2 separate regions of the Homo sapiens genome follow, and region 2 is linked to region 1. The links are chromatin loops, found by intact Hi-C in ENCODE. Cell type or tissue: MCF 10A. All regions are shown on one strand. Each heading gives the region's core, and the rest is flanking DNA. Links, peaks and the distances in the headings are about the cores only.

Evidence for each region. Peaks named below come from ENCODE experiments on the same cell type or tissue, not always from the same donor. Only the 100,000 strongest peaks of a DNase experiment are listed, where the experiment ranks them.
Region 2: a loop joins it to region 1, with 7 times the contacts of the local background. A loop is called at or near these places in 15 of 110 quality-filtered maps.

Annotation. Positions count from the first base shown.
Region 1 is chr1:165,591,208-165,595,604 of GRCh38, reverse strand. No RefSeq gene overlaps it. Among named protein-coding and RNA genes, the nearest start is that of LRRC52-AS1, 11 kb to the right of the region's middle. In MCF 10A, for the core only: a CTCF peak has its summit at 2,465 (motif pointing right); a DNase peak (open chromatin) is centred at 2,464.
Region 2 is chr1:165,363,164-165,367,560 of GRCh38, reverse strand. No RefSeq gene overlaps it. Among named protein-coding and RNA genes, the nearest start is that of LMX1A, 8.6 kb to the right of the region's middle. In MCF 10A, for the core only: no CTCF peak of the experiment used is centred there; DNase peaks (open chromatin) are centred at 2,060 and 2,660.

The sequences.
Region 1 (4,397 bases), core at 139-4,138:
CATTTTTTTTTTTTAGTTAATTTCCAGATCTTCTGCCATTCTTCTGGTACAACTCATTTTCTTTGTGGTGGGTCTTAGCAAAAGATACCGTGTACAGAAAAGGGGCTTCTGGAAATTATCATGTTTCAGCAACAAAATTGTTTAAACATCTGACAATCATTTACAACCAAACATCTCTGGTCTCATCCATGGAAAATATCACACATAGCAGAGAAAATTGAAAAGAGCTGGCAGAAGATATCTGTTGAGTTTGTATTGTGCACTATTCAAGTGGGTTCCTAGGAAACCTCAGACCAGGGTTTTTTTTTTTTTTTAACTTCAATTTAACTTATTGGGTCTGTTCCCTTATGCTGAAAGTGGGGGATCAGAGTCTGGTTTTGAAGGCGAACTTGAGAAATTAATTAGTCCATTCTCCTCCTGTCTGGAAACTCGGCATCATGATTGACATAGACCCTGACTCCAAGGGGCAGATGGAGGCTCTTTGAAATTCTTGGACAGGCAGAATGTCTTCTGCCATCCCAGAATGTGCTCTGCCTGCCCAAGAACCCTGCTCATGAAGTCCAGTCTCAGGTACCACTGTGCTGAGGGCTCTGTAGAAGGAGCACCTCCATATGGTTTGGACCAATTGTTTGTCATCCTAGGGAGTAAGCCTGATCTTTTAATTCCTGGTTAGAAACTTTGACTGTATCTTGTCTTTAGGAGTCCATTGGCCTGTAGATTTCTCTAAGTCCATTTTTCCAGGATTGTTTTTGATAAGAAAAAGTTGTAAGGAACCCTGGTTAGCCTGAAAATAAGCCTTCGAGGTAAATAGGTTTAATCCTAGGATGTGACTAGCCTTTGGTTCACAATGACATTTCCATCTGCTTTAAAGACATTGAACTAGGTAGGGGTGAGAAGATTCTGCAGCGTCTTAGGAACATGCTTCTGAGGGGAATAGTAATAGCTCAACTTTCTCTAATATGAGAAATGTGAAGTTATTGTTGAGCCTGATAGAGCATATTCTTCTAGTATATAAATCACACTATTATTAATGTAATCTGCAGGATAAAAAACTTTGGGATAATTAGTGAACAAATCAGTCACTCATAAGGCATACAACCAGAGAAAATCAGGCTTCATTAGTTTGCTCACGATGAGAAGCTCCCGGTTAATAATTATAGTTGTCTTAATTGAACCTCAGATGGCAGTTTTCTGCCTATCAACTGAGCAGGAAACAGATTTTGGTTTCATGCCTGTGATCTTATACTAATTAATGTATGAAATGCGTTTCTTTACAAAAGCATGTTTGCATGTCTTTAAACCGGCGCTATCCAGTTGAAATACAGTGCCATCCAGACATGTAATTTAAAATTTTCTAGTAGTCCTGTTAAAAAATAAAACAGATGAAATTAATTTTAATGACATACTTTATTTAACTGGATATAGCCAAAATAGTGTCATGTCACTGTGTAATCAATATAAAAATAATTAATGGGATTTTAAAATTTTTATATGAAGTCCCAGAAATCCAGTGTGCATTTTACATGTACAGTGCATATCAATTTGGACTAGCCTAATTTCAAGTACCAATGGCCATATGTAGATAGTGGCTGTTGCTACTGTACTGTATCTATAGTTAGACAGAGGATTTTAGAGGGGAGAGAAAAATGGGGCAGGAAGGAGAAAGGAAAAAAAAGAGCCCCTACGGGTTAAAGAGAATCTGTGGCACCAAATCTCCCGGCATAGGCATCCCCTAAAGCTTTGGTTTCCTTTATTTAACACCCCAGCAGGAGATTGTAATCCGAACAATCTTATGTACTCAATATTTGCCTTAAAAAATTTGAAAAGTGAGAATAGGTGGTTTTGGTCTGTTAAAATGAGAATGGGCTTTTGTGACAGGGCAGACAGACCTGAGTTCAAACCAGCCCTGCTGGGTCTGAGCTGTGAGCTTATGCAAATCTGTACCTTTTTTTGGCTACACTCTAATAATAGGGACCCAATAATGGAGACGAAAATGCTAGTCTGGCAGGGTTTTAGTGGGGATTAAATTAGATTCCTTATGTGAATGTACCTTGTTGAGTCAGTGTGTGGTGTATGGGAGGTGCTCAGTCTCCTGGTGCTGTTATCTTCCTCTTACTCCATCTGTTTTTCTAATAAGGGCGCTTTTCTTAGCCTTTATTCCCTCTATTCCCTCTTTCAGGATTTGAACTGATTTCCTACTCCACATTCACAGAATTAAGGAAAAGTACTAGAGTACTTACTCCTTCACATTCATGACTCTACTTTCCTACTCTACATCCTCAGTTTCTGCCGCACCCCCTGCTCATAGGATTTAGTTGTGATTGTGTTAGGACTAGAAAAACCTTATTGTTGAAGCACCAGTAATGATGGTAATAACAATTCAGTGACTACCTATTCCAAATCCATATGAAATTTTCCATTAAGTCGCTCTAAATTTGTTAAGACCAGCCGTACTTCCATTTTTGGTCGATAGGTGGCAGCATTGTCTAAGTCACTGATCTCTGAGCTGCTGGTCTGTCAGCCAGTTTCCTTTTTGGTGCTACAATTGTAATTTTCTATGGTTCATTTTCTTAACCTGGAAAACTTTTTCTTTTCGTCAAAAAGTCTAGGGTAACTGGCTGGGCGAGGTGGCACGTGGCTTGTAGTTCCAGCTACTCAGGAGGCTGAGGCAGGAAGAATGCTTGAGCCCAGGGGTTCGAGACCAACCTGGGCAACGTAGTGAGACTCTGCCTCAATTAAAAGAAAAAAAGTCTAGGGCACCAGACTACCATGCCAAGGTGCCTATTAAGCCCCATTGGGGCTGGGTCCCTGGTAGGGGCCTAGGAGGGTGATGGCAGGAAAGAGCACTTTCCAGTAGGAGATCCCCAAGGGTCAACATGTGAGGAATGAGAGTGGAGAAGTGGACCCAGAAGGCTGGATGAAAGCTGGAACAGCTTCTATAGACAGAGACTGCTGATAGGCATCAAAGACTGGTCTTCTGGCAGGTTCACTGTAATAACTGGGAGCGGTTTTATTGCTCTCATCCCCCCTTATAAGATGTGTCATCTTTAAATTAGAAGAATACATTTGAAAAAAATATTCTGTGTTTTTAAATATTTTGTCACCTGGAGTTTCTATGCATCTTCTCTCCCCTCAGTACAATGAGAGTTGGTATTCTGAATGACAATCTTAGGGAATCGCATTATCCGACTATTTGAATTAAAGAGAGTCTAATTGTATTTGCAAACTTAAAGTTCTTACAGGCTTTCTTTTGCATTTCATCAGGTGAGTTCATTTGACTTATTTGGTGTGGATCAAGTGATTAACCAGAGAACATTTGGAGAATGCAGGAAAGATGCCATAGACAAAATAAAATGAAAGAAAGCTTTGGTTTCTTTGATTTAACACCCCAGCAGGACATTGTGATCAAATATCCCATTAGCTTTAAAATGCATGTATCTTAGAAAATAGGATAGAAACTATTAGTTATTATTCCAGAGGATGGACTAAACCAGAAAAACTTTTGAAGTCAAGCTACATGAATTCTATGACTGATCATGCTAACAAAAAAGAGAGCAGGAAACCACTAGGGTTATCTTGGTTTGTCTGTATTCAGTCATTTATTTATATATTAAAAAAAATTGGGCCGGACACCGTGGCTCATACTTGTAATCCCAGCACTTTGGGAGGCCGACGTGGGTGAATCACCTGAGGTCAGGAGTTTGAGACCAGCCTGGCTAACATGGAGAAACCCTATCTCTACTAAAATAATAATAATAATAATAATAATAATAATAATAATAATAATAATAATTGGCCAGGGGCAGTGGCTCACACCTGTAATCCCAGCACTTTGGGAGGCTGAGGCAGGATGATTGAGTCTAGGAGTTCAAGACCAGCCTGGGCAACACAGTGAGACCTTGTCTCTAGAAAATATAAAATTAGCTGGGCATGGTGGTGTGCACCTATAGTACTAAGTACTATGGAGGCTGAGGTGGGAGGACTGCTTGAGCCTGGAATGTCAAGGCTGCAGTGAGTTGAGATTGCGCCACTGCACTCCAGCCTGGGTGACAGAGAGAGACACTATCTCAAAAAACAGAAACAAACAAACAAAAAACCTAGCCACGCGGGGTGGCTCAAGCCTGTAATTCCAGTACTTTGGGAAGGAGGTGGGAGGATCACTCGAGCCCAAGAGGTCAAGGCTGCAGTGAGCTGTGATCACACCACTGCACCCTAGCCTGGGTGACAGAGCAAGAACATGTCTCAAAAAAAAAAAAAAAAAAAAAAAAAAGGCCGGGCGAGGTAGCTCACACCTGTAATCACAGCACTTTGGGAGGCTGAGGCAGGTGGATCACCTGAGGTTGAGAGTTCGAGACCAGCCTGGCCAACATGGAGAAACCCGTCTCTACTAAAAATAC
Region 2 (4,397 bases), core at 323-4,322, 230 kb after region 1:
GTTCTGCAGGAGGGTAATGGGACTTGCAGGGTGCAGAGGTGGTTGGCTGGCCCACTACACCTGCCCATCTTGAACTCCAAGAATGAGTAGCTGAGAAAGGTTAGCTTGACCTTCTGATGCAAATGAGGAATCTCTCAGCATTGGTTCATGGTGGCGATGCTTTTCTTCAAGAAGAACAAAAGTCTCAGCACTGAGATCCTATTTGGCCGGGTACAGACACCTAAAGCTGAAAGAGATGCATCTGTTTCATCTGGACATCTACTTTGGGTCTTATAGTATCTTTTAGAACAGGGTTTGGCAAGCTTTTTCTGTGAAGGGCCAGAGAGCAAATATTTTAGGCTTTCGACTTTGCAATTCCAACTATTCGACTGTGTTGCTGTAGGGTGAGAGCAGTCATAGGCAGTCACTAAACAAAGGAGCATGAAGGTGTCCTAACAAAACTTTATTATGAACACTGAAATGTAAATTGTTCATATAATTTTCACATGTCACAAAATATTTTTCTTTTAATCTTAAAAGTCACTTTAAAATGTAAAAACTTTTAGTTTGCAGGCTGTGCAAAAAACAAGCAATGGGTTGGGTTTGGCCCCTGGCTGTAGTTGATGGACCCCTGATCTACAATCTTGAACAGTTAAAGTCATTAGGTGGCCAGCCGGTATGGTGGCTCATGCCTGTACTCTCAGGGTTTTGGGAGGCTGTGATGGGAGGATCGCTTGAGGCCAGGAGTTTGGACCAGCCTGGGCAACATAGCAAGACCGCGCCTCTACAAAAAATGTAAAAAATTAACCAGGAATGGTGGCACATGCTTGTAGTCCCAGCTTCTTGGGAGGCTGAGGCAGGAGGATCACTTGAGCTCAGGAGCTGGAGGTTATAGTGAACCATGATCATGGCACTGCACTCCAGCCTGGGCAACAGAGTGAGACTCTGTCTCTAACAGAAATTTCTTTAAAATCATTAGATGGTGCCATTGCAAGCTGAAATCATGGAAGCAGCTTCTCACTACCTTGCCAATCCCCAGGAAGCTGCAAATGTGTCCACAGAGTCTGGCTCCATAGATGAAAAGGTGGGGTCGACCAGGGCTATCAGTTCCCTGTATTTGGGGTTTGAAGGGGTTTCTGTGGGAGGAACTCTGGCTCTAAATTTTACCCTTTTTCTCACTAGACAGAGAAACTTGCTCTCTTTTAAATCTGTGTTACTGGGTTCTAAAAGAATGAGGTGTTAGCAAATCTGAACTGAATCAACAGTTTGGGGAGTAGCAGAGTATACCACTTCCTCATCGGTAAGAAGATACACTCCTGAATATCTTTAAACAACATGCCCCTTCAATGCACTGGAAATGTGACTACTTTAATACAAATGTGATTTTACATAATTTCCCAGGAACTCAATCATTTTTAAAGGCAAGATGCACCTGTACTGTGACTTACATTAAATGTGTGGTATTATTTGTTTCATGGATAGTTAAACCTATGAGTTGAAGATCGGAATAGAGGGAGGATGAATATGAGAAACTTGAAAGATTTTAAAGGGTCTCTGTAAAAAAAAAGTTTATGATTTGGGTTACAAAGCGGGAAGTAAAGGATCTATATTTGTGTTGTGGTTTTTGGGGTGTATGCTTAAAGAAACTGAAGGATACCTCATAACCTACTACCTGGCATGTTATGTATCAGGGAGAGCTGGGCAGAGAGCAGGGACTGGAGGCAGACTTCACTGTACCCCTTTTTTTGCACCCTTGGTTTGTAAACCCTATTATAATCTGCATTTTTCCTTCTTCATTTCCCACATCTGTCACCAGGGCCTGACTCTGGGAGGACACTAAGCTCTCTAAGTCACACATCTGTGTGTTTTCTAGTGAAGGAGGCAGATATCTAAAGGAAAACTGGAGATACCTTGTGATAAATGCTAAACAGCCTGCCAGGCAGAGGAGGTGCTAATTACCTGTCTGAGGGCTTAAGAGGTGGGTTTTCAACAGGGCAGAGAAGAAAGGAAAGTGGACTCCTGCCTGAGGACACTGCTGATTGGGTAGCAGAGCACAGACCTGTGCCAGGAAAATGGATGGGGAGTGTCTGAGTCACAGTGTGTGTGTGTCGGGGTGGGGGGGGTGTAATGTAGAGTTGTGAACGCCTGGAGTTGAGTGAGGAGGAGGGAAGAGAGAAGGGGAATGAAGGAGAGGAGGCTGGAAATGTTGAGTGGGACCAGCTTGTGCAGAGAAATTTGGATTTTCCTTGGGATGTAGGGATCCATAAGAGGCCCCAACATATATATCTGAAAACCAACAGATGACAGCTGGGAGTGGTTGTGGCTACAGACTGGAGGCCCCTCATCTGCGAGGTGAGAGGCTAGATCAGCTCTGTGCTGGAGCCCCGTCCAGGACTGACTTTTTATGACTAGGTCAGTGTTTCTTCTCTCTATGCAATTGCTTGTGCCATCCAACTGAGGCTCAGCCAGGAGCATGCAGAGCCCTCTCATTAATGTCTTGCTGTCCTAAGGAGGTGAGAAATATTATCTGTCCCATTGCTCAGGGGAGAAGTTGCAGCCTGGGGTGAAACCACTTGCCTGTGCCTGGAAGTGAGTCAGTGGTGAAACCAGAGCCTGCTACCCAGCGGGAAGAAAGATGAGACACTAAAGAAACTCCAATGGCTGTGCTCCTCCCTCCCCACCCTGCCCAGATGTTCTGGGAGACTCTGGCTGAACTCCGGGGCACACCCATCCATGTTCCTGGCAAGCATGGCAGGCCGCAGTGTTTTCACTACCCACTTTTTAGCTGCTGCTGGCTCGGAGCCAGGATGGGGTGGCTGAGCCCTGGCGAAGCTTTGGGGCTGCCTGGAGAGGGCAGGGCACCTGCCAGTGGGTGCCCTGGTACCACCAGAAGGATCAAGGCATACGTTTGCTCATTGAAACTTGGCAGCTCTAAACAGGGGCAGAGCAGTTTTCAGCTGACATTCAGGGTGGATCTCACTCTGTTTGCATATGAAATCAATGAGATAATGGATGGGAAAACATTTTGAAAAGTCACCAAACTTCTTCTTGCACCCCATCCTGCTGCTTTCCTCCTGCATTTCCTATTTCTATTACTACCACACTGTTCCCCAAGCCTCTTTGATGCCTTTTCCCCTTCATTTCTTCTCACTTCACAGCTAAACAGATGCTGGACTTTTTGACTTGATTTCTGATATTGCTCTTACATTCATCCCCCTCAAGGTCATTTCCCTGCCCTGGGCCAGACCTTGAATTTCTCACTTATACTAGAGTAACTAAGTTTATCTGCTCTACCTCCCTCTTCTCCTTTCTTTGAATTCATTAGCCACACTGATACCAGAATTAATAAGCATAGGCCAAACCCCTGATTATTTTACTCCTCCAATCCCAATCTTCCAAAGGCTCTCTATGGCCTGTGGAGTCATAAACTTAAAGTCCAGTATTCGAACCTCCTGTGTTGCCCCATTTCCTTCTGTGCACAGAGATTTTCTAACTTACCTTGACTTTCTCCCCGGATGCCTTTGCTGAAGCCATGTCATCTACCTGGAATACCTTCACCTTCAATACCCTCCTGACAATTTTTTTTTCCTCTCTGAACTTTAAGGTTGAAAAAGGATTGGGGATAAGTTATTGATGGGATAGGAAAGGAGGAAATGGAAACACGTCTTAGATGTATCAAAAACCCTTTATTTTAATGATCTTATTAATATATTCATGCAACAAATATTTATTTTATGCAAGGCACTGTGCTGAGGAGCGGGATGGAAAGATTCACTGTTTACTTCCTTGGGCACAAGAATCTGGAGGTATGAGGATTAAGGGTACATTTTCTTTTGTGTTTAATCAAACAAATCCACAATTACCACTCTAATCCAGGTGCAAAAATATCTATAAGCTGGTTATTTCTCTTTTTGCCCTAGCCGCCAGGAAGCTCAAAGGCAAATTAGACTCTCATTCACGGTATTCATTTGCTCAAATGTTCACACATAACAAGTGCCAAGTACATACTTAGAACTATGTTAGATTGAACCGTGTTATCATAGTTGCTGCCCTCAAAGAGACAACTGTTAACTCTTATATTTAATATTATCTGTTTTCTCTCTTCCTGTTTTTGTAGTTCCACCTTATTAACTTGTTGTATATATCATTTGTTTTACATTTGCTATAATTCTTTTCACAAGAGGTGAGATACAGTCAATAAACAAAAGTAAAAAATTTTCAAACACTGTTCATGAGGTCACAGGTCTGATCTCCATTGTCATGAGTTACATATGTTCTTTTATTATAGACTCTGTCCTAAGCCAGCTAGACATATAAATAATGTTGGAAACACAGTTTGATTGGATCGTAACAATTTTGTAAAGCTTTACTTTTCTCTGTGTCACCTTGTAAACACAGAGTGACATTTAACATTCTAT